2 separate regions of the Mus musculus genome follow, and region 2 is linked to region 1. A link is a loop called in an ENCODE intact Hi-C map of the cell type or tissue named here. Cell type or tissue: heart. All regions are shown on one strand. Links, peaks and the distances in the headings refer to the core of each region. The heading gives the core; the rest is flanking DNA.

Evidence for each region. A loop is a pair of places that touch in the nucleus more often than their neighbours do. Peaks named below come from ENCODE experiments on the same cell type or tissue, not always from the same donor. Only the 100,000 strongest peaks of a DNase experiment are listed, where the experiment ranks them.
Region 2: a loop joins it to region 1, with 11 times the contacts of the local background. A loop is called at or near these places in 14 of 42 quality-filtered maps.

Annotation. Positions count from the first base shown.
Region 1 is chr10:93,366,696-93,382,946 of GRCm38, forward strand. No RefSeq gene overlaps it. Among named protein-coding and RNA genes, the nearest start is that of Gm17745, 39 kb to the left of the region's middle. In heart, for the core only: no CTCF peak of the experiment used is centred there; DNase peaks (open chromatin) are centred at 8,476, 8,806, 9,276 and 9,846; H3K27ac peaks cover 1,940 bases.
Region 2 is chr10:93,287,831-93,304,081 of GRCm38, forward strand. The region is part of intron 1 of Elk3 (ELK3, member of ETS oncogene family); the gene reads right to left. It overlaps Gm32551 (a long non-coding RNA gene), which reads left to right. Exons shown (of 2, transcript XR_871953.3): 2 at 1-1,635. Among named protein-coding and RNA genes, the nearest start is that of Gm32551, 11 kb to the left of the region's middle. In heart, for the core only: CTCF peaks have their summits at 3,910, 4,234 (motif pointing right) and 10,251; DNase peaks (open chromatin) are centred at 4,221, 5,991, 7,091 and 10,171; H3K27ac peaks cover 2,553 bases.

The DNA.
Region 1 (16,251 bases), core at 4,022-12,021:
AAGATGACATAGTGTGCTTAACAGGAGAAGAAAAATGGCCAGATTTCTTTCATCTTCATGGAGGAGCAAATTATAGGAAATGGGCTGAGATTGCCACAGATTTGGAAAAAAAAAAAAAAAACACCAAAAATTGCTCTGGCCACAGACAGGGGAGAGGATATGGTGACTTCTCACCACCAGACCCCTATTTTATAATTGCTCTTGCTGATGCCTTCCCATGGCCTGGCTAATAAGCTGGAAATGGAGGAATCTGTTGCTTTGCAGTGTGGTCTTCATAAGTGAGTTTTCTAACTAACCCATTTGATAGATTTTCATCTCTTCGTTTATTAGATTGTCTGGTGGCTTTGGGGTTGTGTTGACAATGCCTGTAATTTTATAGGATCCGTTTTTCTCCATGGAGCATGGCCATGAACCTATCAATTATATTTTGCCTGTGGGCCACCAAGTAGGCCTTGTATTGACCATTCTGTTTAACAGCTCATTTTATGAGTGAATGGATACCAGCATGCATGCCATGTCATCTTAACCTGTCATTCAGATCAGAGCAATCAAGGAGAGGAAATGGCCTCGGGCTTTGGATATGCATTGGACTGTGTGTGTGTGTGTGTGTGTGTGTGTGTGTGTGTGTGTGTGTGTGTGTGTGTGTGTATGTGTGTGTGTGTTCTCTCAATTTGAAGGCAAACATGTGAGTTTGAACAGGGCATTGGGGTGGGGTGTTGGAAAAGGAAATGAGATCTTAGCCTTGTACAGAAGTCGGTCAGTCCTCTGTCTAAGCTAATTTACTGACTTGTAGATGGAGAAAGACCAAATCTATTGGAAGCCATGTCCTAGGCTGAAGGAGCACCAGGCCCTTGCACTGTTGTGGACTGAACTGTGCAGGTGCTTTAACCTTTGTATAGTCACAGCCCAAGAGGGAACGGAAGTAGATTGGCCTCACCATAGACTGTTTTGTTTCTTTATGAAAATAATTGCTCATGTCTGAATGTTCTTTCTGGGCAGCAGTATTCACTAATGTCTCAGAGTTTCTCAAGGTACAGACAGTTGGTTAAAAAAAAATCACAGATCTTCATATGAAATGGTACACATTGGAAATAACCAAGTCTTATCAAGGGAAACTTCCATCCACACTTGATCCCTTCACCCAGGCTTGTCACCGAGGCAGTAAGTTTGCTTGTCCCCCAAACCCAAACCCCCACATCTTTCTTTGATGATATAGACCCTGATCCTCAGCCAGCTCCAAGACTCTGCTTCCAAGCCTTCTTATGCCTTGAGTAATCGAGGAATGAGTTTTGACTGAAGGGATGTTAGCCAAAGAGATTACAAGTGATATATGTCGAATCCAGGCCATGACCTTAAAGACAAAGGATAGCAACTGCTTCTTTCTTCTTTCCTTCTCCAGGGCTAGAATTCAGGCAGGAGAGCAGGGCCTGAGCAGCAATCTTCAACCATAAGGTAGAGCTTTGCTGAGGATGGCGAGAAGACTCAGGATGCCAGAAAACTTGGGTTTCTCTTGTAAAGCCACCATGTCAGCCTTGGAGTGTTTATGCTTTCACTGTGTAGGGCAGTCTTATTTAGAGAGTAACCCTTTGGACACTATAACTTTTGGTTTAGATGTGTCTCATGATCCTCTAGCATGGGGCTAAACAACACGAGCTCTGGGGAAAGACAGACCTGCAGAATAACCAGGTATCATCCAGATGCCTCCCTCATATGGTCAGGAAGGTAGCAACGGTCCTTCCCTTAGCAGATGTTGTGAGAACCCCAAGAGACCATACAGGTAAGGGACTAAAAACCAGGCATTAGTACATGGCCCCCCCAGACACTGAATATGCATTAGCTACTGCAATTACATGGTTTCCTTTTAGGAGCTGGTGGTGATGCTGAGGAACGGGGGCTACTCGGGTCATTCTAGACATCCACATCATCTGCTAAGTCATTTGGAGTCTCACAGCAGTGAGCAGCAGTCTGAGTAACTGGTTCACTTCCCATGGCTTGCTTAGCTTCACACAGACCAGGACCACAGTGAGCTGGGTCCTCACATAGGTCAAGACAATACCCCTACATATCTATAGACTTGCCTACCGCGGCCAATCTTACAGAAGCATCTTCTCAGTTAAGGTTCCATGTTCCCAGAAGACCATAACTTGGGTCAAGTTGACCCAAGCAAACTAGCAAACATATATAGCATTACATTTCTGTGCTTGGTTTCCAGAGGAAGTTTGGGTAGGAAAAGTAAAATCCTCCACGCAGCGGTGGATTTCATTTTCTCAATGGAGCCGTCTGCTCTGGCTTCTCTTTGGGAATCAAGGACATGGCTGTGATTGCTTGTGATTCTCCTCCTCTCAGACAGCTATCGTCATCCTAGCTCATGGTGATGCTATCAGGGCAGGTAGGGTCAAAACTTGGGCCCCTGGCAGTCTTCATGAGCTAGGCCCAACCACTCATTGAAAAGCAGAGAACGATGTATTCCATGTGGCCACATTGGAAAGAGAAACAGAGAGGTGCAGCCCCATTCCCCACCCACAATCCTGCTCCTTCACCCTCTCCCTACCCCAATCTTCAGTGTCCTGAAGGTTTAGGCTTAAATAGAGGGCAAGAGTCGTTCATAAATAGATAAGCAATCTAGGTCAAGGTCCCACCCGTCCTTGTCACTCATCATTTCTTCCCACAAGGTATTCCGACAAGTTGTCTGAACCATGTCAAATCTCTTCCTGGAAACAAACTCCTCACCAGGCTGCACCAAGATCCAGCCTTTTCCGGCTCCTAGCGTGAGAGTCCTAGGAAAATTCAAATTTCTTGAGTTCCATTGTCTCGAGCATCTGATAGGCTAGAGGAGGGTAAAAATATCTCTCCTTAAATAGACTTTCTTCATCCGGCAGGATTTTCAGTGATGGGTCTTGAGGAGGTGGAATTTTGAGAAATACATGGAGTTAAATTGGTCTTGGCCCCTTCTTTAGTTCAAGCTTGTTCTAAAACTCTAAGAGACCCCTTCATTGTGGGGCATCAGGGAGGCACCAATCCTGGGTGGCTCCTACCAAATTTGTAAAAAACCTGACCTCCATTGCCTGCTTGGGCTGGTGCCTTCTGGAACATTTTATTGTGGCCTTTGACCCTTCAAGGAAAGATCTCAATGTGAAGCTGCTGTGCTCTCTTCTCAGACACAGTGACCACCCGGTTCTTTAGCCACCTTAAGCCTGGCAGAGACATAGAGCTGACCAAGTGGTCCAGCTGCTGTCAAGATGCTAAGCAAGAAGCTGTACTGGGTGCTACTGAAGAAACATTTCCAGGGAAGGGTTCTAAAGCACGAAGAGACTCCTCTGAACAGCCAGCGTTAACAGAAAGAAAACATACAAGGGGGAAGTCAGATTACCTTCCTGTCCCCATCCTCAAATGATCAGGTGATCACATGGATGTCATTCAGAGGAGGAGATTCCAGTCACAGCTGCAAGGGAAACAGCCTACAGGATGGGGAATGGGGCAGGGGTGTCAGGTAACTAATTAGCAAATAAAACATTGTGTTATTTTAATGGATTTGGTGGTGCCCTTGGTATTAGTCAGCATTTTTACATTCCATGAATACTTATTTCCTACCCAAGCATGCAATCTTTACTCTTCCCCTTAAAGGGTCTCCAAAATTGGATGGGCTACAAGACTCAGGATATTTTTCCCCAGAATAGAGTTGATACCTATACCAGTGAGGAGGACACATCTTGGTTGGACTTTTAAACGAAGATGGACTGGTCATGTTGAGTGGCCCTTTTGGCGAGCTTCATAGGGACCGGGCCCCTAAAGGGAGTGACTAATCCTTAAGATGGGAGGGAGCCGCTCACACTTCCCTCCGGCAGCTTTCATAAATCTGCATGCTTACTTCCTGTGTGACTAAAGTGACTAAGAAGTCACAGAGAAAATCATTTTTCACTTTTGGCCTTTCTGGCTTCAAAAGCTGGCTCGGGTGGGCTCTGGTCACATTTGTGGCAGAAGCAGGGGTCTGGGAAGTTGAACTGCTGCCTAAGTGTCACAGAGTACCTGGGTCCCAAGGTACTCGAACAAGGCGCAGACACATGGATAGGCATGGAAAAAGAGGTGGCTATTAAGGAAGGGAAAGGGGGTCCTAGGAAGGGAGTAAGCCTGTGAACTGAAGAAGTGGCTCAAAAGCCATGAGACTCGGGACTCTTTGTAGATCATCTACCTAGTACTTGTTTGTCCCACATTTGAATATCACAGCTATCTCTCCGTGCTCTATTCTTTGGCTGTGGCCTAGGTGGGATCTTTCTCTGCCAACTGGCTTCTTTTACACGTTAATCTTCATGTAGATTTCTCTACTGCAGCAACTTGGCTACCACCAAAGGACTCAGGTATCACTCTTATAAGATAAGCATCCTTCCTAATTGTCTTGTGTCATAAAAACTGAGGAAGTGAATAAGGTAGAGTTGTCTGGTTTTGTGTGTTTGTGTGTGTGTGTGTGTGTGTGTGTGTGTGTGTGTGTGTGTGTGTGTGTTTGAGTGTGTGCGCCAAAGACAACTTTAGGTAGAATTCTTCAGGTACCATTTACCTTCTTTTTGAGGTAGGGTTTCTCACTGGCCAGGAGCTCACTAAGTAAATTAGACTGGCTGGCCAGCAAGCCCCATAGACCTACCCATCTCTGTGCTGGGATTACACTAGCCCACACCATCATGTCTGGCTTTTGTTTCAGTGGGATCTGGGCCTTGAACTTATGCCCTTGAACTCACAAAGGAGGTAATTGCCTTACCTGCTAAGTGACCACTTCAGTACAAGTTGACCCATTTCCAAATCAAGCGACGAAAACGGGCTGGATATCCATCTGGTGTCGTCCTTGGCTAACTCTTTCAGCTCTTCCCTTAGTTTAGAAGCTGGCGAGCATTGAGGAGGAGAGGATGGGACCCAGGCTGAGGGGTGAGGCTTCACGTGGACGGGTAGTCCTCACTGCTCTCCATCCAACCTCTTACCAGAACCTTCTGGAAAAATGGAGTTTTCTAGTGGAGAATTGCCCCTTGTCCCCTAGTCAGTCTATAGGCAAGACAAAATTGCTTTAATAATCAGACCACATCACCCATTTGCGTAGAACCCACCATGAATGTGAAAGTCACATCCTCCTGGCCTACAAGGGTATCCATACCCACATTGCTGCTTCAGCATCTGATGATATTGCCCAGGACAGCCCTGTGCTTTAGTCATGTCTTGCCTCTCCCTTCCCCCTCTCCTTTCTCTCCACCCCCCTTTTCCTTCTTTCTCTGTCTTCTCTTCATATAATAGCTTTATTAGGATATTACTTGTATGATGTACACTTCACCTATAGCAGTTCAGTGGGTTTTAGTATATTCTCAGGGTTGTGATACTAGTAGCGAATCAATTTGAGAAAACTTGCCTTTTGAGTACATTAAGAAGAAGCTGTTTATTTTACATGTATGCGTGTGTGTCTGCTTGTCTGTATGCCCACCATATGCTCGCAGGTACCACCCGAGTCCAAAGGAGGATGACAGATGCTTAGGAAGTAGAGGTATAGGCTATGGTGAGCCATCTTATGTGGGTGATGGGAATTAAACCCAGGTCCTCTGTAAGAGCAGCAAGTATTCTTAACCACTGAGCCATTTTCTGGCCCTCTGGCTCCTTGCATTACCCACCTTGTTCCTTGGAACAAAAGGCTAAGGAATGGATGAGAATTCAGCATCGTATCAAATGATCAAGGGGCTTCTTCTCCAGCTCACAGAGGGCTGCTCAGCAGCCATGGCTGTGCTCTTGGTCCACCTTCCCCTCACTGCAGAGACAACGGGCTGCCTCTCGGTTTGCAACCACGTGAGTGTGAGGAGGTCCCTTCCTAGTCCTAGACTTGAGTTTGTCTCAGTCTCAGTAGTGTGATCCACAGGCCAACCTCATTGCACCTATCTTATAAGGAGTTCCACACTGTGAGCTTTAGCGGAAAAAGACGTGGGGGAGAGCACTGATGGACGACTCTGATCAAAGCATATTTTAAATGTATATACATAGGAAAGTATAGTGAAATTCATCATTTTGTGTAACTAATATACAGTAATAAATGATGTCTATTAACAACTGATGGCAGCAGCATACACCTGCCGTCCCAGCCGTGGGAGGTTAAAGCAGAGAGCTTATGAGTTAGAAGTCAGCCTAGGGTCCACAGTGAGACCTAATCAAAAGAAAATAAGCTTTCTGATAATGAATCTTGGGGGTTCTCAAAAATCATAAAGACAATTATATAGCTGTTCAAATGGCAGTGTTTTGAAAACTTACTGGACCCCCAAATCCCCAGCCGTTGTAATCTTGGGTTGAAGCCAATATGAACCACTGACTGCATGGAGTTGCCAGGGTTCTGGGTTGGAGTAAGGGCTGTGGCTCAGGATGTGAGCATCATTGTGACCGCCCCTATCTCCTCCCCTGTCTTCTCAAAAGCCCCAGCAAGCTTAGAAGACATGAGTGTGCCTTGCAAAGTAACTTTGTGAGTTTTCTAATTTCCCAGGTGTGCAAAAATTATTATTATTTTAAAGGGCTGCCTTTAAAAAAAAATAAAAGCAATGTTTCCTTAAATGGAGTAGCAGGTATGAAATCCTTGTTGTATTTATTAAGCTCTGAAGTCAATTTTTGTGAGTCTTGTGCTACTTAGAGAGGTTTCCTGTGGGGTCCTGGAAGGTGTGTTTATGGCTTATGTGCTTATGGTACCCCGTCAGAGTGAACAACTTCACGTTTTTTATTTTAATTTTTGACTGCATTTGCTAGATTTGCTCATTTTGATTTGCTTTTCAGTGACAGCTATCAAGGCCCCTACTGTGCGCAGATGCTGACCTCAGCAATTCCCATGATCCTCCATTTGATTCTCAGAACAGGCCTCACTTAGGGTTCGTATTGTTGTCTCCATTTCACACACAGGGAAACTGAGGAATCAAGAAGAATTCCCAAAAGGTCACTCAACTAATAATATCAGAACGAAGCTTGAAGCTGTGAAATTGGGCCCTGGAATCCCTGGTTTGGGATGTCACCCAGTGCATTAATTGGGACTAGCCTGGGCTACATAGTGACACCCTACCTCAAAAACAAAGAACATGCAGATGCACACATACACACACACACACACACTTACATTGTGTATATGTAAGAGGTGCCAATCCATAACTAGTTATAATAGTTTGTGAAGATGATCGGTAACCCTTCCAACACTGTTATTGGATGTTCCAAGACGTTCCCGAAATTCAAAGCTTCATTTGGACCATCAGGGGTACAAGGTGATAAGTCAGGAGCTTTTCTGAACTGATGAACATAGGAGGTTTTGTCAGAAACTGGGTAAGTCCGGGCTTCTGGTAGTGCCTTTGGAGTTGACGGGTTTATCCATCGGGGAGCTAATTAAATCTGGCAAACTCTGTTTGCTCATGAAAATCTGGGTTTCTTCCTGACACTGCTGGCCCCTGAGAGCAGCTGCCTCTCACAGACCTTCCTGGCCTTTCTCCACAGCTCACTGACTGGCCTTTCTTTTCTTGGTTCAGCTCTCAGTCTAGTCTAGAGTTCCCAATCTCAACACTAGCATCCTCCGGGCTGGCTGAATCTTTGCATAGAGATGCTCGGGTCTCTACCTGCTGGATAGATAGATATCAGGAGCATGTCCCCTCTCCAAATGGCAGCAACTGGAATTGTCTCCATGTGTATCACCAGATGTCTTTGCAGGAGCAAATTTGACCCTGATCAGGAGCCATTAGGATGAGAAAGTGTGGAACCCACAGCACTCAAATTAGAGTTGCATATACAATCTTCCATGGTAACCCTGACAGCATGAATTAAGCCTCCAGCAGAATAGAGCAGGGATCTGACAGCCCCAGAGGTGAGAAATTAGACACTTTGCCTTTTGTATAGCCTGTGCAATTAGCGGGCTGATTCCACTTTAAAAAGGGGGGGGGGACTTGTCACATTTCCAAACTTGTCACCAATTGATGTGACTATTCTTGGGATATGGTAATTAGTTACCAACTATATAAAAGACAAAATGCACAGAGTTTTAGAATTTGGATACTGTGGGGGGTCAGGGGTAGTAGGGGAGGTGCACCGAACCCAGATGCTAGGTTTAGAGTTTATAGTCCCAAGTCTTCATCTGTGGTAGGGAAACATTAAGATCCTAGACATGTGATTCAGTAGTGTCTTGGCCTGGGCCCACAGATCTGCTCACACTGAAGAGCCAATACACCTTTCGGCTCCATCTGTTTCTATAGGAGCCTTGCTAATTGGGATTCCTGGACCTCACACTGGTGCCATTTAGTCATCCAGACCTGTAACCTTTCATTACCATCCATTACCACCCCTGTGCATTCTTTCCAGCACACCTAGAAGCTGGGACTAATCGGAGGCTGTCACAGCTTACAGATGGCTGGTCGTTAGGGACAACACTGGTCTACACAATCTTTGTTTTGGATGCCAAAGAGGATTTCCTCTTTCCAGGGCTGCCCAGGGCTGTCCCCTGGACCAGAAGCATACTTCCTGAGGCCTGGCAGCATCTGCCACTGTGACCTTGGGTTTTGGTTTCCTTTGTGTCTTAAGAGCAGATGTCCGAAAGTCCAACCAGGGGACAGGTGGGCTAGAGAGGTGGCTGTGTCTCAACTTGGGGGGCTGCTGGCTGGTAGGGTGTGAGGTAAGAGGAGCTGAGCTGAACCAGGCCTCGACGGGGCGGGGGCAGGGCTTGCCAGACCACAGTGACCTTTGAGATCTGAGAGTGAAGGGGAGAGGAAGCCCGGTTTTGCTGCTCTGGGCTCAGAACTTCCTAAAGGCGGGGCTCCTCCTGTTCTTTGCTTTCCTCTAGGTTCGTGTCAGCAGGTCAGCAGAAGAGATCATACACTCAGCCGTGGAGGAGGGTCAGAATTCGCAACACCAGAGCGATAATGGCTCTCCCTGGGCATTCTGGACTCAGGAAACAAGGCTTTGTTTATAGCTAGAGACACTGACTTCCTTGTCATTTAATGAAGGTCCCTGACTTGGAAGCAAGCGCTCCAAAGAGCCAAGCTGAGACCTAGGCCCATATGAACTTGTCTAGCTTCTAGCTTCAGTGACCAAAATTCACTTTGGCTCAAACATTGCCCCCCCCCCTTTTTTTTCCCCAACGTGGAACAGGTCTTCCTTTATCATTTCCTGATTCCTTCTCCTCTTCTCTCCTAAGAGTCTGTTCACTGCTGTCTCCCAGAATTGTCTCAGGTCAAGCAGTGGGCAGACCCCCCACGCCTGGGCCCTCTACTCTAGTTGACCCTACGGGGGTGCCAACTCTCTTACTAAGCTAAGCACAGTAACTGTGGCCTTTTGGGTCACCTACATTTCTCTCATGGAGGACCCTTGTGTATTTGGTGGTGTCTAGGGTGGTGGTGGGGGTCAGATGTGAACACAGCCAATCTTGTCTACCTCTCTCACTCTGGAAGAAGGTGTATGAAGCATTCACCTTCAGATGGCGGGGAGGTAATCAGAAATGAATACTTCTTTTGAAGTTGATTCTCTTATGTGGACCCAGCCACTGGGGACTTTTGACTTCTTTCTTCGGGTCTCCCTCCCGGGCAGTCCTCCATCTCGGTGGAAAACAGAGCACAGTAGCTGAGCAAAGGGAGCTGGGATTTAGACTGACCTGCCTGTCACTCCCAACAGCATCACTTGGGTGAACAACTCTGTTTTCTCATCTATAAAGGAGGATACAAAGAAAGGCTTGATGCGTAGAGAGAATGTTCACAGCTTCTCTTGGAAAGGCAGCACTGTCTAATATGACAAATAGGGTTTCATCCTCTCCACAGAGGTGGGCAGGACACGTCCCACAAGACAAAGGAAGGATCTGTTTGCAGCTCCAGGAAGGAAGTAGAGAGCCTGGAGGGACAGGAAACCCAACTCCAGAAAGGACCCCTCCCTCCACCAAAATCGGAGTCAACATTCCCCAACGAATAGAGTAACTTCAAGGGTGTGATGATAAAAACAGAGATCGGACTGAATTCTGTCTCCAGGGAGCGGGGGGGGGGGGACAGAAATACAAAGGCAACTCAGGACAAGAGATGGTAGGGAGCCAAGGGCACCATGGGGTTGTTATCAGAGGCCACCAGGAACACAACCAGCTTCAGAAATATTGGGGCGCTAAGCTGGCCACTTGGTTACACAGGCAAAATTGTGGGTTAGTGCGATCCTTCTGTTTCCTGCTTTCCTGGGCCCTTCCTTCTCCATTTTCAGTCTCAGTTTAGACATCACTTCCCCAGATTTCCCAAATACGGGCTAGGATTGTAAACCCAGGGCTCCTCACAGGGGTTCTGGCAGTAGGAGGTGTCTCCCTCAGTTAGAATTGCTCAGAGGAATATCTGCTTTCCCACTAGACTGTTCACTTGACAAGGTCAAAGGTAAATGGTTTCTTCCACTGACGTAGCATCTTTCACGTAAGCTTCCTGAAATATGTGAATGGTGGCCGTGGGAAAAGTACAGTCTTTTTATGTCCTCTAAAGAGCAGGTTCACGTCCCTGCTGTGCCGTAGATAAGCTGTGCAGTGCCGTCTGAGCATGCTACTGAACCCCTCTGAGCTCTACTCAACCCCATGAGCAAATGAAGGGTATAAGCCAGCCAACGACCTCAGGGAGTGTCGAGCGCGCCCCCAACTCGCCAGCAAGAACGACGCCACAGCAGGATCCTTCTGCACACGTTTATTCAGTCCTATTTCTTCTTTCTCTATATATCTCCCTTGTTTATATCTCCCCTGTTTATATCTCCCTTGTTTATATCTCCCTATAATAACAATCCTCTCTCGAATAATAATCCTCCCTCTAACCCGGGCCTCTCACTCTTATATACTCTCAGTTCCCATCCACGCACAGCAGGCCACGCCACCTCACCAGGCACGCAGCTTCAGCTAATCAGGGCAGCAGGGGCAAATCTCCACCAAATTGGATTCACCTGAATCCTGGTACACCTGCGCAGCACTCAAGATGTTTGTGTCTTATATGAGGAAGTCAGGTGCAAGTCATATGACTTAGCTGCAGTCTCTGGCGCCTTTGGGACTGCCGCCACACCCGCTCCCCACAATTCCCCCTTTTTTCTTTTTTGGCAGAGAGAATGTCTGTAGATAGCCCCTCGAAACCATGCCCCTTACCCGTCCTTGGGAGACAAACAGCATTGGTTTGATCCCTGTCTTAGGTTGGTGACATGCCCAGGGAGTCTTATCACTGACTACCTCTCTATCATGCCAAGCCACTCCTGGGGAGATTGTGTTTTGCTTGTGGCAGGTGCATCAAAAGGCCAGGATGTTAATTAACTTATGGCCAGATCTTAATTGCTGCAAGCAAGCCTCATGGGTGAAGGTAGAGGTCTGATCCCCAGTGTGCAAGCATAGGGGCCCTACACAAAACCATCCCTTAGGCTCATCACCCAGAGAGGTCTTGGCCAGCTCCCGTGTCGTTTTTCCTGGGGGAAGGGAACTAGGACACTGAACCTTCATGCAATCAGACATACCTTCCACAGGATGCCAACAGCAAGCTATCCTCTGTGCAGTGCTTAGCCTCGCACCCCACGGCATAACGCAGCATAATTTCTTTTAGAGCGGCAAACCGAATCTGAGGAGATTGTCCCGCCTCCACTGCAGCAAAAGCCTACGCTACCATGGCAAAAGTGCGGGCCTGCACACTCTGCACCTAACACATGTGCCAAACACACAACACACACACACACTATAACAAGCATACATCCCAGGGCTCTCATCCCCGCTCATCTTCTCTGAAGCAAGGGATAGATAGCCAGAGGGGCTATCTCTTTAAGGGGAATTCAGGGATCAAAAAGCGTGGAAAAATTTGAATGTCATGTCGAGCTGGTATCGGCTTCTGGAATACCGAAAGGATCTCTCATCTTGGCTCCATCCTTTGTGCTTGTGGGATCATCCACCACATCCACAGGGGCAACTGGATCAGGAGCCTCATTCTTGCAGCGTCTCACCAATCTCTCCGGCACCCAAAGAGGTTCCGTCTAATCCTGTGGAAACACACAAACAGACCCTCTCGCCCACGTCAACACCTGATCTGGTCGATCCTCTCCAAATATCCGGACAGAAGGTCCACCTACAGGTGGCTGCTGAGGAGGCATAGGGAGGCGGCACAAAAGCTAATTTGCCTTCCTCCTCCACCTCGGCTCTTTTATTTTGTCCTTTTTGACCACCTGATAACACTGTGTCTCCTTTCTTTTTCTTTTTCTTTTTCTTTTTAAGCCCTTCTCCTCTTCCGACATACTTTCTTGTTGCTCTATAAGGATTTTCTGACCTGTCTTGACTGCCTCTACACACAGTTTCAAACAGTAACAGAGTCCATATATCAGAACAAACAAGACCAAAACTATCAGACCTACCCACAAAGGGTCAATGGGAGAAAAAAGCATAACTACACAGCGAGGATCTATTGATCACTACACTGAGGTTATCATAGTTCCTTAACTTGTCCCCAAACCAGGAACCTTAACTTATCCCAAAACCAGGAACCTTTCGTTACCTTGTGCCTGCTTCCTGGCAACTTTATGCTCACCTCTATTTTATCCGAGGTCCTTCCCAAACTCCTGGGGTCACAAGTTTCACTCACCGTGAACTTACCCTGCCGGCAACCACTGACTGCTGAAAGTTCTGAACTCGGTGGGGGAGTCGGTTCCCCGTACGGGCCACCAATTGTCGCGCCTGCTCTCGACCAGCAAGAACGACGCGACCACCAGTCCTTCTAACAGCAGTTTATTCAGTCTTCATCTTTCTTCTTTCTCTTCATCAGTACCGTTCCCCAGCTGAAGAGTTCTGAATCCACACCAGATCCTTCTCAACAGTCTGTTTTACGGGAACCTTTATTAACTGCTCCTTCCCCGTGATGCAGTTCTGAATCCTCCCTGTAGCAGGGGGTCTTCGCTCTTGCCTGAAGATGTTTCTTGTCCCGGGTTTCGGCACCAACTGTCGAGCGCGCCCCCAACTCGCCAGCAAGAACGACGCCACAGCAGGATCCTTCTGCACACGTTTATTCAGTCCTATTTCTTCTTTCTCTATATATCTCCCTTGTTTATATCTCCCCTGTTTATATCTCCCTTGTTTATATCTCCCTATAATAACAATCCTCTCTCGAATAATAATCCTCCCTCTAACCCGGGCCTCTCACTCTTATATACTCTCAGTTCCCATCCACGCACAGCAGGCCACGCCACCTCACCAGGCACGCAGCTTCAGCTAATCAGGGCAGCAGGGGCAAATCTCCACCAAATTGGATTCACCTGAATCCTGGTACACCTGCGCAGCACTCAAGATGTTCGTGTCTTATATGAGGAAGTCAGGTGCAAGTCATATGACTTAGCTGCAGTCTCTGGCGCCTTTGGGACTGCCGCCACACCCGCTCCCCACAAGGGAGAGAGATGCTCAGAGGATGGTGGGTCCTTAGCCCATCTTCTGTTTGACACATCTGTCCCACTCCCACCTCCTTGTCACATCCCAGGTCCTGGTCCCTCCCCTTTCTTGTAACCGCTTCTCTTAGACTTGTAAAGCTCTTCCTGTGTGCCCGGTGGTGTTCGAAACCAGGAGTAGCAAACTTTAGCTTGTTTACCAGACCTAGTCCAGCACCTGTGTTTGTAACCGACTCTCCGTGAACTAAGAAAGGTTTTTTATACTTTTAAATCCTTGCCCCCCCCAAAAAAAGATTGAAAGATTTCATGACACATGTAAATGACTTGAAATGCAAATTTCTGTGACCATAAATAAAATCTCACTGGTGGACCAGTTATATTCATTCTTTTTTGTGTTGTCTGTGGCTGCCTATCTCGTCCCTTGGAGCTGCTGGACCATAATTTGAGTGGCCTATACACAATAGGGAGTTACTTCTCACATTTCTCGAAGCTGGGATGTTCAAAGCACCTGTATTAGGTGCTTGGTAAGAGCTTTTAGATTCATACCTATGATGTAATCTCACTGTGTAATTGCAATGTGGAATAGGTTACAGCTCTCTGGGATCCCTCTTATAAGGGTTCCACTCATGTGTCCAAACATCCTGTCCCCCTCTCAATACTATCATCTTGGGGACTAGGGCTAGACACTTTTTTGGGAGACACAAACATTCAGATTCTAGCTGTTGGTCATCTTAGAAAGAGGCTGTGACCCGATGAGTCAAAGGTATCTACCATCTGGCCTTGTGGGAAAACTTTTTTTTTTTTTAATGTCCTGAGCATTGATTGGTCTCTGATGACTACGTCCGAGTGAGAATCAAGTGACATCACTGTGGTTGTTATCCTTCTGAGACAGATGAGGGTCCTGAGGGGAAACAGGGCTAAGTGATACTAGAGCGTTCCACAGTTTATAAGTCATAGAGACAGCATCAAAGTGGGAAGGTGATGAGACAGGAGTTTAAGACAACGGGCCGCAGCATCCTATGCCAAGTCAAAGAGTCTGGGCTTGCAAGTTTCCAGATCAGGAAAGAGGTATAATAAGGGGAGATGCTAAGGTGACCCAGTGTGACCTGTTCACTTCAGAGGATTAGGAAACAAGGAGTTCTGCTTGGCCAAGTTGCCAGTGGCACTGATGGAGCCCCAGCTGCATCTCCCATGAAACTGAGAGCAAAAATAAATCTTCTTCTAGGTTGTTCCTGCCAGTGATGAAAAAATAAACTAAAACAAAGTTGAGATTCATTTTAATTTTTAATTTTTTTAATTAAAAATTTAAAATGTAATCTAAAATTTTTAATTTTTAAACTAACATTTAAAATTTTTTTTTAATTTAAAACTAAAACAACATCGAGCATACCCCTAACTATGCTGATATTTGCTCTCCCTCACCCATATCTGATTTATAGATGTCCATTCCCACCAGATGTTAACAGTGATTATAGCTGAGTGTTAGGATTACAGTCTTCAATAAAGATTTGCTTATTCTTATTTTATATGTACGAGTGTTTGCCTGAATGTGTGTATGTGTATGGCTTGTAGGCAGTGGAGGCCAACACAGTGTGTCAGAACCCCTGGAGCTGGAGTTACAGAAGGCAGGGAGATGCCCTGTAGGTGCTGGGAACTGAACCCAGCTCCTCTGTAAGAACAAGGGTCCCTCACCGTTGAGCCATTTCTCTAGCCCCAATTACTTTAATTTTTTGTTCATCTTTTTGTTTTGCTGATATTATTAAAACTCTACTGGGAATGAGGTACGCTACTGTTCCTCAGTGCTGTGGTATGTGAAGAATAGAAATTAGAGTAGCTTACAGATAAGTAAGTGCCTTAATACATATAAAATTGATAAAAATGGTACCAGGTACATGTTGATGCTGGATATGAGTTAACCAATATTACTGAAACATAAAAGGATACATTTTTTTGATTATGAAAACACTGTGGAAATAAGTAAACAAAGACAGGCATGGTGGCACATGCCTGTAATCCAGAACTCAGGAAGCTGAGGCAGGAGGATTACAAGTGCAAGGTCAGCCTGAGCTCCATAAGGAAACCCTGTAAGTTGCTAGGGCATCTTTAGTCAGAGCACCTGTGGTCACCTGCAGGAGACCCTGGAGATAATATGGAGCCTCACCAGGCTACCTCCATCAGCCCACCATGAGATGCAGGGTGCAGTGCATGGGGGTGGAGGCAGGTGAAGATTACTTCAATAGCCTTGTTTCCCATAATCCATCGAGGAGATCTCGGTAGATCAGCTTCTCAGTTGTACACACTGTGATAGGAATCTGATGCTATAACTTCTGTAAGTCATCACTTAACACTGGGATGGGCTATTGTCTGTGATGCAGATGTGAGATTCACCCAAGCTCTTGTAAGTTACCCCTGCCACTTTAATATTTTTCAAAGTCTACTTTTAATGATGGTTCTTAAACGCTTTAACTTCCCTTTTAGCCCACCACCCACCAGAGGTAGTGGAAAAGAAAGGATACAAGGAGAGTGAACCAGTTGAGAAAAGTTCTTTGGAGCAACTGCCATCTGTGTTGTCTGGAAATCAGCAGTTCAGTTCACAGGTTAGCAGCAGGAGCAACTGGATCCACTCGAAAACACTTTATGGATATACCAGCAGTCCAGTTCCACGGAGTTGGGATAGTAACCACTAATCAGCAGTGGTGCCAAGACCTAGCAGAGACAGCCAGGCCTCAGCCTTGGTACAAGTCAGCAGGAAGGACCTGGAGAGACACCAGGAGTTCTCGGTTGTGCCTCTCTCAGCAAAGCAAAGATCAGCGAAGATGCAAGACCAACAAGCATTGAATGGCAAGCTCTATAAACAAGCCAAGCTCAGCCCCT
Region 2 (16,251 bases), core at 3,781-11,780, 79 kb before region 1:
CTGCTCTGCCCTCCTCCATGCCACAGTTTTGACGACTGAGTCACACAAAGTTCTACTTTGTGTTGGAAGCCCAAGCCACACATTCCTCGGTGGTGAATATCAGACATACTTCTCTTTTAGCCAGCTCATAGTCCTACGGTAGAAGCCATCTGGTAGGGAGGGGTGTGTCACAGAAGCATAAGGTGGTTCTAACTCCCTGTCCCCTTATCAAATGACATTACATGGAGCCATAGAGCTAAAACCATTAACAGAGGACTCGTCTCCTCCCCTCAAGGGCACAAGCTATATTTCTTTGACTCCACTTCTACTGTTCATTTTAATCATGGCCACATCAAATTTTGTAACTTGCAGTTGTTCTCATATGCAACCATCCAGCATGTCACCCCACCTCCATCCCCAATACCTGTCAATACCTGTCATTTAGACTGTCCAGAAAGAGCAATGACTCGTGTACCTGGGGGGTGGGGGGTGTTCTAAGAACCGTGACTGCTGTACTTGACTCAGTTTACTATGGGACTTACCAGGAGGAAGAATTCACAAAAGCCTTGCAACTTGGACAGGCTGTGGGCTCTGTCATCCCAGCAAGTGTTTATATGGATACAGTGTATCCATGAGACTGTATCATATTGTAACACCGCATAGATACAATGTCCTGGTATCAGAGCCGGCTTTAAGTTACAATGTGTCATCAGCTGACATTCATCTGGCTGGATGCCCAGACCTGCTAGCTTCCAAGGACTAGAACTCTTGAGCGCAATGCTAGAAATGTGACAAATGCACCCACATCCATTCCCTGGTAGTCTGGGCTTTTAAATGTTCTTCCCCACTCCGCTTTGGGTTTTTTGGGTTTTGTTGGTTGAGGATGTGTCAACATGCACAAAGGGGCACCCATCAAATCAGGATGATGGCTTCTTCTTTACTCTCTTTATTTTTGGAGCCTCAGACTTCTGTCTTGCAGATCTTCCTAAGATAAACAATAGACTATTGTGAAGTATAGGTCCCTAAAACAGAACTTGCTCCTCCAGCTGTATACATTGGCTTCTGCTGTCGAATCCCCCTTCACCCAGCCCTCCCACCTCCCAGCCCCTAGTATTGACTACGAAGTCACTTTTTTAAAGCATCCACATATTAAAGAGAACACACGACATACTCTGGTTTTGTTTGTTTGCTAATTAGAATATGCTTCTCTTGCCCTGCCTAGCTCTTGTTTTGAATATGTGGGGTTTTATCAGGTATTTTAATGCCATCCCTTAAAAAAATTATGAGGGGAGGGGCATATGCACATCATAGCATAAACGCACACGAATGGAAGGCAGAGGAAAGCTACATGTAGTTGGTTCTCAGGGATAAAACTCGGGTCTCCAGGCTTGCCTGCAAGCACACTGTCTGCTAGACTGTCTTACCAGGTTAAGTCTCATCATACAGGGACTGTGAATGTTTACGTACCGAATGTACTAATGTTGTTGATTTGCTTGTACACAGAAAACAAGTATCAAAACATCACATCACACCTCATAAATACATACAATTACCATGTCAATTAAATGATTAAAATAAAATAAAATGGCTCATCAGATCTGAAAAACCCCCCTTTAAAGAGGCAGGAAGCAGACTGATAGACCAGCCGTGTTGACAGCCTATCTTTCTTTATTACACTTTTTACTGTCGTCTTCCTTCCTCATAAAAGGCAAAGCTGGGTACAAAAGGCTCAGGATGGTATGAGATTCAATAGCAAAAGCCAATCCTCTCCCAGTCAATTCAAATTAACAGCTAGCTTCACGCGTAGCAGATGATGTTTGCCGAAACCTGTTCACATCTCACAAAACAAAACAAGACAGGGCCAGCAAGACAGCGAGGCAGATAAAGGCACTTTTCTCAATAGCCTGGCATCCTGAGTTCTAGTCCCAAGATCCACATAGGGAAAGAAGATAATCAACTCCCAACAAATGGCCCTCTGACCTTCACATGTATGTCATAAGATATATTCCCATGCAGCGTGCATGTGCATGTGCGTGTGTGCGCGTGCACACACACACACATACACACACACAGAGCAAGAATAAATAAATGTATTAAAAGGGAAAAATAAAAGCTATGATACTGAGTATATCAATGTAGGTTCTTTTAAATAAGATGTATATAATATATACTATAGTATTATATATTATGCTATATATTATACTATAACCAACTGGAAACATCAACCTCTACTCTCTCTCTCTCTCTCTCTCTCTCTCATATCTATCTTATGCCAAGATGCTGTCTAGCATCAGTAAACAAAAGGGCTTATGTCCGTATTGAGCTCACATGTCAGTGGAAGAGACAGGCTGTGAACAACAAAACGCGTGATGAATTAAGTTACAGTGTATTGGAAGACGGGTGTTATGGAAAGTCACTGAAGCTGGGCAAGGAGCAGGATGTACTTGTGGGCTTGGGCAGGGGTACAGGGGTCGGAGAAGACCTTGCTGAGACAGCGAAAATGAAGAAATGTCTTTGTTTAAAAATGGAATTTTCAAACAAGGTTAAAAATCACAGTTGCCAGATGGATCTACAATGAATGCAGGTCAAAGATATTCTCCTGCTCACTACTGTCTATTAAGTCTACTGTCTACTCACTTCGTCTATTAAGACAAAGGAACTAGGTAGATTTTATAATGGCATCAAAATCTGAATAATAGCCGGGCAGTGGTCACGCATGCCTTTAATCCCAGCACTTGGGAGGCAGAGGCAGGCTGATTTCTGAGTTTAAGGCCAGCCTGAGCTACAGAGTGAGTTCCAGGACAGCCAGGGCTACACAGAGAAACCCTGTCTCAAAAAAAAAAAAATCTGAATAATGGGGCATTTACAGATGAGGAATAGTGAAACAGATAAATGAAGACAAAAAAAAAAGAAAGAAAGAGTGGGAGAGAAACAAAGAAGCATTGTAGACGCGACTGGGTATCTATGGACAAGAATTAGTTCACAGCCAGTCCTCTATAAGAAACAAAGCTGTAAATTAGCTTCCATAAAAATCAGCATAAAACCACCGACCAGTGTCCCCAGGTCCTAGACACTGCTGGCTTGACTAGGGCAGGGTTCTTTTCCACACCTCTAAGGAGTGCCCGTGCATACCCAGAAGGCTACTCGGCAGGTGAGAAGATACTTGAGCATCTTTGTGTTCATCTCTGAGCGTCTGCCCTGCCCTGCCTGCCTGTAGGGTTTTAGGGGTGTCATTCACCTTTCTCTACACGTATGTCCTCACAGGTAAAGTGATGGTGGTGGTATAGAGGATACAGATCCCTGCCTTGCAGGGTTACTATTGAATATTACAAGGTCGCTAATAAACTATCCGGGACAAAGCAAGTACTACTTAAAACACTAGCTGCCTTTACTTCTTAAACAAGGAAAGCTCTTCACAGATGCTGCTGTGACATCAGATGGCCTCCCCCCCACCCCCCCAGCTCAAAAGCATCATTCAGATACTGTATGGACTGTGGGCTTTGTCTTTAGGCAATCAATGGCTTCAATACAGTCAACGACATCCAGGTGAACGTTGAGCCACAGTGTGCTTGTCGGCTTACAAGGTGACTTGGAATGTAACTGTGTACATTGTTAGGACTGTTGTCTGATATCCTTACAGGCAGCACAGCACCTATCCTTCCCGGCTAGCATAAGACAATAATTCCAGAGGCCTCCAACTTGGGCGGGTCAGCAGAGAGCGACCCCTGCTGGCCATGCTGCCCCTGGCCATGCCGTTGCTCCCATGGAACTTGTGTTCCAGGAAAAGGCCAGGGAATCAAGTAGATGAGAACTGTTGCACTGGGCGGAGGAGGATCTAGACTAACAAGTCTGTCTGTGGATGACATAACCCAAGCTGGCTGGTTAGGGCAACAGACAGAGGAAAGAAGTGCAAGGGGGCCACTGGTACTATGAGGAAGAGACATTTTTTGTATACTCCAAGTGAGTATCTTCACTCTGTGTTTTCAACACTCAGCTCTTTACAAATGTAAACCTGAGATTTTTTGTTGTTGTTGTTGTTGTTGTTCTTCCTAATCTTCGTGTGAAAAAAAAAACCCACCTTAGGACAGAACCACAAAGTAAAAGATGGAACAGACTGGCTGCTTTTGCAGCCAGGAGATTGCCTGCTTGAGAAGCGGTCTTTGGACTTCCAGAGGTTCCGTCTCCCTGGCATCCTCCCCTCTGTTTCCTTCCTAACGTGGAGGACATGTTACCTTCCATCTGCCACGAGGTGGCGCCAGATGTCCTCTGAGTTGGCTGCAGACTCATAATCCAGAGCCAGAGATTTGAACTGCTTCTTAGAAATCCAAAACTTCACCACCACCACCACCTTCTTCTTCTTCTTCTTCTTCTTCTTCTTCTTCTTCTTCTTCTTCTTCTTCTTCTTCTTCTTCTTCTTCTTCTTCTTCTTCTTCTTCTTCTTCCTCTTCCTCTTCCTCTTCCTCTTCCTCTTCCTCTTCCTCTTCCTCTTCCTCTTCCTCCTCCTCCTCCTCCTCCTCCTCCTTCTCCTTCTTTTCTTCTACTTTTCTCCTCCCCCTCCTCCTTTTTTTTCCTACTGAACCACACCTGATGCTTCTCTTTGCACGTTATCAGCTTTGCTTCTGGGATTTCACAGAGGTGGCAGTTAAGCAGGTAAAAGGACCTTCTGATTTTCTTTCTTCCTGCTTTGATCTGTGACAGGGTCTCACTATGTAGCCCTAGCTGTCCTGGCACACCCTATGTAGATGGGGGATGACTGGGAACTCACTGAGGTCCACCTGCCTCTGCCTTCTGAGTGCTGGGATTAAAGGTGTGAGCTATCACACCTGCTGTCTGAAAACAAGGGATATTCCTGTGTGAAGGACACACAAAGGAGACACTCAGATAGCATGCTGTCTTTTTCTTAAGATGTGTGTGGATCCAGAAATGGAGGGGGGTGGGGGGAGAAAAAACCAAAACCAAGCTCTTGCTGACATTTCTCCGGGTTGCAGCTCTTTGTCCAATGAGGAAAGGTTCACTGCTATCCACAAACCCACTGAAACCAAGGAACAGGAATACATCTAGGGTCTGCCAGACCCCAGGACGGGCAACTTTTAGGCATGCAAGGGTAATTTGCGAAGTACATGAACACACAACACCAACAAACTCTGAAGTCTTTGTCTTGGGCAGTGGTTGGTTCTCAGCCTTCCTAATGCTGCAACAGTTCCTCATGTCGGTGCTGACACCCATCCATAAAATTACTTTGTTGCTACTTCATAACTGTCATTTTGCTACTGTTGCGAATGGTAATATAAATACGTGTGTTTTCTGACGGCCTTCTGGAAAGGGTCATTCAACCCCCAAAGGGGTCATGACTCCCAGGTTGAGAACCTCTGGTGCATTTTTTTTTTCTGAGATGAGCCTAAGACTATTACAATTTATTTTCAGGAAGCATTTTAGTCATTGCCAGCTGTCACAAGTGAAAAACAAAGGTATGACATCCTTCCAAGGGTCCATGTTCCTCAAAGTTCTTCTCGTGGGGTAACCAATGTCCGTGCTTTCCTTTCTTCTGTAGACAATCTACAGCTTGTTCCTGTCTTTTAAAAGAAACAGAGGAACAGCAAAGAGAAGTGGGCACTGCTCAACCTAGCGATTTATCCTCTAAGACCATGCAAGACACTTTGCCACGTTTTAAAACTGAATCTTCCATCTGAGGAGAGAACTTTTTGGGAGAAATTACTGACCTGATGGCCGCTCAGCCAGAACAGAATTGCAACTGTGTATACAAACTGCCCAGCTCTCCTGGAACTTTGTCATCTGTGGGTAAATCAAAAGCAACTTGACTGGCTTGCTGGTGGCTCACGTACAAGGGTGTTTTCTTTGGAAAACTAAGTGGATGGCTACATTGCCTCCATTGAGATGGCGTCCATGGGTCATTCTACTTCCTCCAACATCCGCAAATTCATCCATTTCCCACCCCACCCCAGCAGGGCACAACCCAGCCCTATCTTATCCTATCTTTTCAGAGCTCTCTAGACAGCCTCTCATGGGTCCTCTTTGATCTCTAACGTGGCAACGTCCCAGAACTTCCTCAAGGTACAAGTTGTACTTTCTGGGCCTGGAGAAAAGGTGAGCCACCTAGAAGATAAATAAATATCTGGCGTCCCAGAAGCACACACCTTCTGTGTACCTCCAAGATGCTAGTCAACTCTAATTGGGATAGCCCGGGGAAAGCTCAGAATACTATCCTGCTTGCTATCTGGCTGCAGCAAAGCTCACGCGAGTACCTTATAATATTGCCTTCTAGGAAACAAGGCTTGCACAAACGTGCTAGGAATTCTTAGCCAGCATCTCATTAGCATCCCCTGCGATTCCAACACAGCACGTGATGGGAAAACAAACACTCACTAAACAAGTGTATAAAGCTACCATTTTTTTTTTAATCTTAAATTCTTTCTGGTGGGATTGAAGTATTTTGGCTTTATGGATGGTTAACAAAAGCTAAAGATCCCAGACATTTTACAGTCGCTCTCTTGGGGGAAAAATAGCATTATCCACCTTTTCCAGTATCTTCTGACCCTCTGAGCTCTCTGTGCACCATTCCCTTCAGCTCTCTAGGTAGCCCGACACACAAAAAAAAAGAACGCAAGGAATCTTCAACGCACACACCTCCATTGTCTTTGTTATTTGAAAACATCAGACCACAATGTGAAGCTAGAGCGAAGAGTGAAGAAAGAAACCAACTAGTCGCTTAGATTTCCCAACAGAGGCAGCAGCCCCTGGGCTGTCTACGGCTACCTCTCTGTGTATCCATAAATCCAGGAGATGGGGTAGAAAACCACAGTGCTTGGGTGGAAAAATCACTCCAGGTAACCAACGGTTCTAAGAAAACCGACCATGTCTTGAAAGCCGAGTCGAGCTGTAGAGCCATAAAGCACAGAGGTTCTTGCATGGTGGGTACAGCCGCCCCACCCCCATCCCACCCCCGCCCCAGAGATGTGGGGCGTGTTTTTCTTTAAACAGAAGGGCCATTCCTTTCCAGACATTTCTGGAAGAGAACCTGGCCATTTACTTTCTATGCGATTGTTTTTATTGTCCAGGCTCTCCCCGCGACTCTTATTTCTGGCTGGCGGCACAGCCCCCATCCGAGGGTTCTCAGACTTTGCTAGCGCTGAGCTTCCTCTTCTTCTGCAGGTTGCAGGCAGGAAACTGGAAAATGGGCCACAGGAAACCTGGCCCTCCCACATCTGTCCCACTTTGTAACTGCAGCTCTGGTTTCATTCGGTCTGTGTGTCAGTTCTATTTTAACCCTTGACACGACGGCCGGCCGGGCTGCTCTCTGAAAGAACACCCATGGGCTTGTGGCTTAGAAGGCCCCCTTGGATTTGGGCTTCTCCCAAGCAATCGATCCCATGAATCCAATCAAGCCTCCAGTGAAAATTCAAGATGATTTCCTAACACCAGACACAACCCAAGTCATTCTGGGTAAAGAGATTTACAGGCTGCCTGATGAATTTTACCTTGCCAGGCTTTGATGCCTAACAGGAAAGGGGGCTGTGAATATCCACCTCATCAAATAGCCAGCCTCATCGGAAGGCTGGTCCAAGTCACGGTTCCTCACAGCATCAGGACCTACTAGGTGGAAGGGCATGAAATTACTGTTCTTATGGCTCAAAACTGTTAAACAGCAACAAGCTCATATATTCCACCTAAGACATATAATCACACATCTAAAAATGTGAGTACACACATCACCCCAACCACAGGGAAGGATCTTCCTTGTGTATTGGACCCATGGACCATTTTGGGGACTCCTTGGGGGAAAATATTCTGTATATGTCTATTTATATAGATATAAACATGTGTATGTTGGAACATATCACATCAATAGGGTTTGTAAAGCTCTACAGGAAATCTCTAAGTTCCAAAACAAGATTCCAGGTCTGGGGTGCTGCAGAGATGGCTCAGCAGTTAAGAGCACTGGCTGCTCTGGCAGAAGATCCGGGTTCAATTCCCAGTACCCACAATGGCAGCTCACACCTGTCTCTAACTCCAGTTCCAACTGATCTGACACCCTCACACTGGCATATAAGCAGGCAAAACACCAATGTACATAAAATAAAAGTAAATAAATCGTTTTAAAAGAAAAAGAGTCCTAGTCTGAGAAACCCCTCTCTACATTCTCCACCTCTGCCAATGCTGAGATTTCAGGGGCTTCTCCAGAAAAAGGCTAAACCCCAAACTTTCACCCCTATAGCAGCCTTCCCTTTAAATGCTAATATTCAGTGGTCATTCATGCATCATTGAGTTTATTGCATTGAGTATGCATGTCAAGTTTACACTCTCGGCCATCCTCAGCCACTGTGAAGCCGTGCCTTAAAAACATGAAGACAAATATGTGTGGACCCAGTAATCAGAACAGACAGACCCCCAATATATCTGCTCTCAGGAATATCTGCTCTCAAGTCCAGGTCCCTAATCACACTGTACATTGTCACGCTGGCATGGCAATTCTCAACATGTGGGCCACAGCCTCTTTAACAAGGGGTCACCTAAGACCATCAAAAAACACAAATATTTACATTATGATTCTTAACGGTAGCAAAAGCACTAGGAAGTAGCAACAAAAATGATCTTGTGGTTGCTGGTGGCTGCAACATGAGGAGCTGTATTAAAGGGTCGCAGCGTTAGGGAGGCTGACAGCCGCTGGAATAGAAGCCTGCTTCCTACACCTCTCTGTGGCCAAGACGGGAGTTAGCCAAAAGACAAAGTGACATTCTCAGCAGGATCAAGTCAGGAAGTGTCCTTGATTTCTGACCTTACCACTCTGTGACTCCAGGCACTTGGACTGGGTTCTGTTTGCTCAATCTGAGCTGGGCCTACTGGCACATGGAAGTAGAGGCAGGCAGATCTCAGTGAGTTCCAGCCTGGTCTACAGAGTGAGTTCTGGGACAGCCTATGCTACACAGAGATCCTATCTCAAAAACTAAAATTAAATTAAATTAGTACAAGACATTTTGCCACATTTCTTTTGGCCAGTTCCCTCAGTGAACAGAGGTAGAAATAGACAGACAGACAGATTGATTATTGATGGCGAGGGATAGAGAGACAGAGAGAAAGACAGACATGCCAGTTTCACCCAAGAGGATTTTTGTTGTTGTTGTTGTTTAATGGGGTATTGAATCTAGGAGTCGCACTGGACCAACAACTGTTGATAGCTCTGTTCACTTTTTAAATTTTTGAGTCAAAATCTGAGTAAGGTGCAGGCTGATCCTGAATTCTCTACAGACTCTGAGTTGACCTTGAACTTGCAAGGTTCAAGTTTGTACCTGTCACAGCCTTCTGAGTAGCTGGGATTTCAGGCCTGTGTCACCAGGCCTAGCTTGAGGTTGGCTCTTAATGGAAAACTCAGCACATAAGCCTCTGTGAATTCCAGAACTCAGACATGGAGGGACTGGTCCTTTTATTTGACGTGTGGACGCAAGGATTATGGAACCTGAAGACGGAAGTGGAAACCTATCCCCCACCGGACCCCCCATGGACGTTTGCATAGTACTCAGAAATGATTCCTGAGAATTGTTCCTTCTGGGGAGAGCAGCAGCCTGGGAGTTTCTGACCTGTGTGTGGCAGCCCCTGGAAGGGACCTGGCACCCAGAGCATCCTTGGTGACTTTCCATCACACAGACACAGACAATTTATCTTACTCAAATCTTGCCAGCGGTCTTTGAGCTGAGCTTCCGTAGAGAGCAGTGAGCACTCCTTCCCACAGCATTCTATCCGTGTATTTCAGAGACCTTGGCTGGATTGGCAGACCTTTCCCCCAAATGTTCTAGCTTATAATGTTAGTAAATTCAATCTTGTGAATTCGGGGAGAAACACTGGAACATCTATGCTTGATTTAAGATTAGGAATGGTTTATTCACTTTGATACTTGAAGATGGTTTTACGAGAAGAAAAAAAAATCAAAGCAATCTTCCTTCTAAGAGACAGAAAACTGGAATCTTTCAGATAAACTTGAACACTCTTTGTGCTAAAGAGGCAACTGGTAGAAGTAAAAAAAAAAAAAAAAACCCACAAGCCCCGAGCACGCTGAGAACACTTCTGCAGGACACACAATGATGGTGGTTTTTCCACATCCAGCAACTGGGGCGCTTCCTGCCAGAGCATCCTCCAGCTCTCTCATTGTGTCGATGAAACTGTGAAACCTTTCTAAATCAGGACTTCCTTCTATTATGTTGCAGAGGCGACTTTCTGGGAAGGGGAAACTCCTGAGGCAAAAAGGTAGGAATTCTTACAGCACCACCCAGTGGAAACATGGGGTGTGGAGGAGGGGAGGAGTGGGGGGAGGTGGGGGGGGGCAGGGGTGTGTGTGCAAACTGAAACACTTAGAAAAACTGGTCACGTCAGCTACTCCAGCTAAAAGTCCAGTCACTCAGTCCCACTGCTGTTCCTTTCCACGGATGGCACCCTGCTTACAAGTGATCTCTCCCTGTTCATCTGCCCCCTCTTTCTCCTTTTTCCTGACACAGGCTGAGCAGGGTCAGGAAACACGGTGCAAGCCTAGGAAGGAAGGGGTCCCAGGTGTGGTTGGGTATGAGTCGCCTCTGCACCAGCCCTTCCTTTTTAAAGGACCTCGGGAGATTCTGGGCATGGGAAGTCTGCACAGCTGTGCTGAGTGTCCTAGCTCTGATGCAGAGACCGTCAGGCATTTCCTGAGAGACAGAGAGAGAGGGGTAGGTACCCAACCATCTGAGTGCCTTCCTCTTCTCCTGGCAAGATGCACCCGGTCTGGCCACCTCTAACACGTACAGTTAGAGATTCCCGGAGACAGTTATATGCCCTCTCCTTGCTCCTGGAACCAGTCTCCATATGAACATCTCCATGTTGTTAACTATCGTCACCAAAGTACGGCTTTTCACGGGGATCTGCCTCTCAAGCTGGTGATGCATTAGTCTACAGTTTCCTAGGGAATGGAATAGGCCAGAATCCTTGACCACATCCTTCCAGATCCCTCCACAGAAGCCCTGGCAAAGGGGAAAGGCCATGTCTACCAGGGAAGCTTAGAACTTTCTTGTCTACTCCATAGAAGTCAAGGCAATTTCTCAATGGTCAGGTGTCTCTCTACCCATCACCCCCTCTCATGCATATACACAGGCACACAGGCACACACACACCATACCACAACCATCACCATCACCACCACCACCATCATAGAATAACCAGAAGTCCATCTCAGACAAACACAGCTCTCCTAGAATAGCAACCTTCCTCCTGGGACTAACTCCACTGCAACTATTTTAAAGCTCTTGGTTCTTAATGGTACCTAGGTAAAGAGGTACAGAAAAAGAAATCAGCTGGCAATTCTTGTCTCTGTCTACAAGTATATGAATAAGATGAAAATGGTTTTAAATAGCACCTCAGAACTGCCGATATTTTCCAGTAGCTCCAGGGGGCTTGCAGTATTATTATTCTTTTGCTTTTGCTAAAGTAAAACACTCACCAGTGTCTAGACTGAAGGCAGGTAGAGCTGACATTAGCTAGTCTCTGCTGTGGCTTAAGACAGTTCTCTCATATAACATAGTTACATGCTACTGGTGTTTGTGAACAGGAGGTGGCTGGAGACATTGTGTTTGGATTTTTGAGAAGCACAGAGAGCCCCTCACAGAGTGGTTATCTGTACCAGGAGCTGGGTGCCTGCGCACTCTGAGGTGCCTGCGCACTCTGAGGTGCCTGCGCACTCTGAGGTGCCTGCGCACTCTGAGGCGCACTGATCATTCAGCTCTAGTACCATGCTCAAAGCAAAGCTCTCTCAGAGTTTAGGAAGTGCACATTCCAGGTACGGATGCTCGTACCTCAGTCTGTTCTGCGGATGCTCTTTGGCAGTGCAGCTAGAGTCTTCAGTGTGTCAATGCCTGCTCATGTGGTGGACATGTGTGGAGGGTTGGTTGCATCTGAAGTCGGGAAGGTGGCAACCGGCCCCATCCGCTTCCCTGACCCACATGCACGAGTTCCTCTTGCACGTTCTGGCATGGACATCACGTCTCGCCAGATGTGACCCAGCAATCGTTTCTCATGCAGAGAATTTCTTCCAGCAGTAAAAACCCAGTGGCACTGAGGTAAAAGTAAGCCAGAGGCCACTCAATTCTTCATGACCTTTTATCTAAAACCACACATGAAGAAGCAACAGTAAGTGACTTAGTACAGTTAGTGGGACAGGTTTAAAATAACTTGGTATTCTTGGAAGATGCTGTTTTGTTTGGTTGGCTTTTTGTTTTCTTTCAAGACAGGGCTTCTCTGTGTAACCCTGGCTGCCCTGGCACTTGTCCTATAGACCAGGTTAGCCTCTAACTCAGAGATCCACCTGCCTCTGCCTCCTGAGTGCTGGGATCAAAGGCGTGCGCCCACCACTGCCTGGCAGATAGACACTGGTATTTATTTCTAAGAAGACTGTTGCAAAATACACAGTGTGTGGTTTCAAAACCGAAGCCCCCTCCAGTGTCTTATTCTTAAAACCTTTCAAAAATCAATCATCCAAATTCATTAAGAGAACGGTGTCCTGGAAACTGCTTCCAGCGGCCCAGCCACTCACTCCATCCAAAGCACCGGACGGAAGAGATGACGCCAGGGTCAAACATGGGTCCTCATCCCCACGTGGTTTCACCTCCTTGAACTCACATGCAGGCATCTGCCATCCACGGAGTTGGTCCTTTCTGAAATACCACACACAACTGGATGCTGTTTTTTTTTTACAGCATGAATATATCAGCTATAAAAATAGCAGCCACGTTCTGGATTTAGATTATATTTCCTCTTTCCTCAAGAAAATAATCCTTTAAAAAAAATAAAGTGAGATAGTCTAATCCCATAGCAAATTTATAATCTTCTACAAAAAGTTCTTAAAGTGTCTGTGTGTGCGTGTATCTGTGTGTGTCTGTGTCTGAGAGTATTCGTGAACACACATGCACACATGTGCCAGAGGCCAGGGGGCAACCTCAGGTCATTCTTAGGAATGGCATCCACTTTCTGGACTGAGGACTGTCTGGTCAGAGAGCCCCAGGGACTGGCCTGTCTCTGCCTCCCCTGCACTAAGATTACAAGCAAGTGCAACCACGCCCAATGTTTTTATGTGGGACCTAGGGATCAAATCAGGTTTTCTTGGTTGCAAGTCAAGCACTTTAACTATTGAGCCATACCCCCAGGACAATTTTTGCTCTTTAAGGACAAAATGCTAAATCTAATATTTTGTTGTTTTTATTGCTGCTGCTGCTGCTGCTGCTATCATCTTGCTACATTGTTCTTTTTAAGATAGGGTCTCATTGTAGCACAGGCTGATCTTGGAGTAACTATTCAGCCCAGGATGATTTTGAACATCTGATCTTCCTGCCTTCACTTTCAGAGCGCTGGGATTATAGACCTGAGCTACCATGCCTAGTTAATGTGGTGCTAGAAATAGAACCCAGGGCTTCATGTGGCTAGGCAGGCATTTTCCCAGCTGACTTTACTATCCCAACTCTCAACCTTCTAGGAACCACAGGACACTTGTATCACCCTATTTGGTTCCTAATTCCAGCATCTTGGTTGTGTGTGTGTGTGTATATAATTTGATTAAAATAACTAACTTTAAGGCAATTTCAGTATTATGTGCATTACTCTATTTATGCACGTATCCAAAGTTCAGGAAAACTAAAGTGGTGGATAAAGTGAACTCAGCAAGACCTAGGGATACCAAGTGGCTGCCTGGCCATTGCCTTTGCCTCAGCCATCAAAGATGGTGTCTGCCCAAGACCATCTCTAAGGCACTGGACATGCAGTGCAGGTGTGACCATGCACTCCTACCTAGGAGCATTTGCGGGCACAGTTCTAAAAGACATTTTTTAAAGAGATAAGAGGAGGAAAACAGAGGGGTTAGGGAGGGACAGACAGACAGAGACAGAGGGAATCTAATGGCCTCCGGTCTAAAGGGCCTCTGAAGGTGAAGCTTGGAGAACAGAGATGCGCGCTGGCAGAAATAACTTCCTTATCAATGCTCCTGAATTCTGGATTCTAAGAGTTCAAGTCCATGATCACACAAGGAAACTAAGGGAGCCCACGTGCTCACACTCCACTGTCCGGGTGCTTCCTTTACATGCTCGTCATGGGACTCCAGGGCATTATTGGGAGTCTAAGCTTTCTCCTTTCCTGAAAATGACAGAGTAAATCCAGGCTCTCGCCTGATTTCCTATATTGAAACAATGGTTCTTCCGGGTGGAGAAACTTCACTCCGTAAACAACATTCCCTCAGGCACCACCCTAGGTACAGAAGGAAGGCTCAAATCCCACCCAGGCAGGCTCGCTCACCTGTGTAGGAGATGTTGCTTTTGGTTGGTCACTTTTTCTAAGGTCACATCCTGCCCAGACGCTCTCTCCAGCAGCCACTGTCAACCTAAGCAAGCACACATGCACAGCCCCGAAACTCCCCTTCCACTCCTAGCTCCTTCATTTCTAAAACTAAATCCCAATACATAGTGCTTATATTTCAGCCTCAAAAGTCAAATCTTCCGAACTCTGATGAGGAGATAACAAGGGTACACTCCAGTCCTGGTTCAGTGAAGCCTACAAGCATGGCATTACTTTAAGTGTTAGATAGTCATCCGACATCAACACACTGCCCCCACCCCACCTTTTTCTTTTTCTTTTTTTCTTTTTTTTTTTTTTTTTTTTTTTTTTTGCTTACAGTATTCCTTGGGTGAATACTCTGATTGTCCATGACACCATTTACACTTTTACATTTAGAAGATGACAAGCTACAGATGTGGGCAGTGCAGTCTCCGGGTCAATCCACACATCTACTAGGGAGCCGGCCCTGGGGTCAATCTTGAGACTTGTTTTGTTATATTGTTCACTTTTTTTCCTAAGATCATGGTTTAAGCGAGATGTTTAGCTGCTTGGTCAGACACTCTGGTTAAACCAGACTGGCCTCAGCAAAGAGCTCTTTGGCAAAACTCAGGTGAAACTAGTTAATATAACTAGTCTTGCTCTGTCAAAAACAAAACCAAACAAACAAAAGACCCCAAAGCTGGTCTTTAGCCCATCTCTTTCATTATTCTAAACTCCAGCAGAAACATCATTGATTTCAAAAGGTTACAAACACTGCTTACGCAGCTGTTCCAGGGAAAGAAAGATTTTCAAACCAAGGAACATGCAGGACCCCAAATGGATTATCCAGGGCAACTGGGAGAAGCTTGTCAACTGGAATCTTCCGGAGAGGACTACAGTGGCTTTAGAACTGATCAATTCTGACAAGAAAGCGCTCCACAGGAAAGTCTTTCAAGCCGTTAGCCAGCCATTCTCGGTCTAACACTGATCTGAACAGCAAAGCCAAGTTTGCCTCAATACTAACAAACAAACCCGATTTCTGAGCATACACTCTTCTTGGAAGTCTAAATGAAAACTATGGCAAGTGACACAGCCATCTAACCAGGAGGCCTGCCTGTTAGTAATTCAGCGGGGGCACTTTCTAGTAAAGGGCTGGGTTTATGCACAACGTGGCCCTTTAGCCAGCCCAGGCTCTGCAGATAAGCCTTCTTCCCTTTCTTTTGTTTCTAATTCACCCACTGATGGGTGTTGTACACAGTGATGGGTGGACACAAGGATGAAAAAACCAGATGTGGACCCAGAGCAAGCCCCGGGTGGGATGAGCATCACAGATGTTGAAGGTATCATGCCACACACACACATATACAAATATCCCTCAGGCTGGGAAGCGACCTGGGTCTTGGGTCTGGACAATGTATTATCATATATCCTTGGTCTTGGAGTTTGGGAAAAGAGTTAGTAGAGGGCAATTAGGAAAAGTAGCCAGTCTCCAGAAATACATACCGAAAACTGTCTAGCCTCTGGATACAAAGAGTCAGAATTTGGGTAATGAGAAAACCTGGAAAGAAAACTTCTGGAGAAGCTCAGGAGGCCAGGGGAAGGCTGGGGCCAGCATACCCTTCCCCAGCTGTGACAGGTGAACTGAAAGAAAGCTAAGGAAAGAGGAGGAGGGAAGGGAAGATAATGGAGAGACAGGCAAGATATCATGTTTTCTTTCATAAGCAGGATCTTAATCAGAGGGAGAGAGAGAAAAGAAAGCAGAAGAGGAATTATTAGGGGGAGGACCAGCTAATGGTGAAGAGGATGAAGGAAGGCAGGAAAGGGGAAGGTGATAACATTACAGTGGTCCCTGTGCAGGAATACGATATGGTGAAACCAACTACTCTGTATACTAAAAAGCAGCAAAAATGAGTAACAATTAATAAAGGATGGCTGTTGATT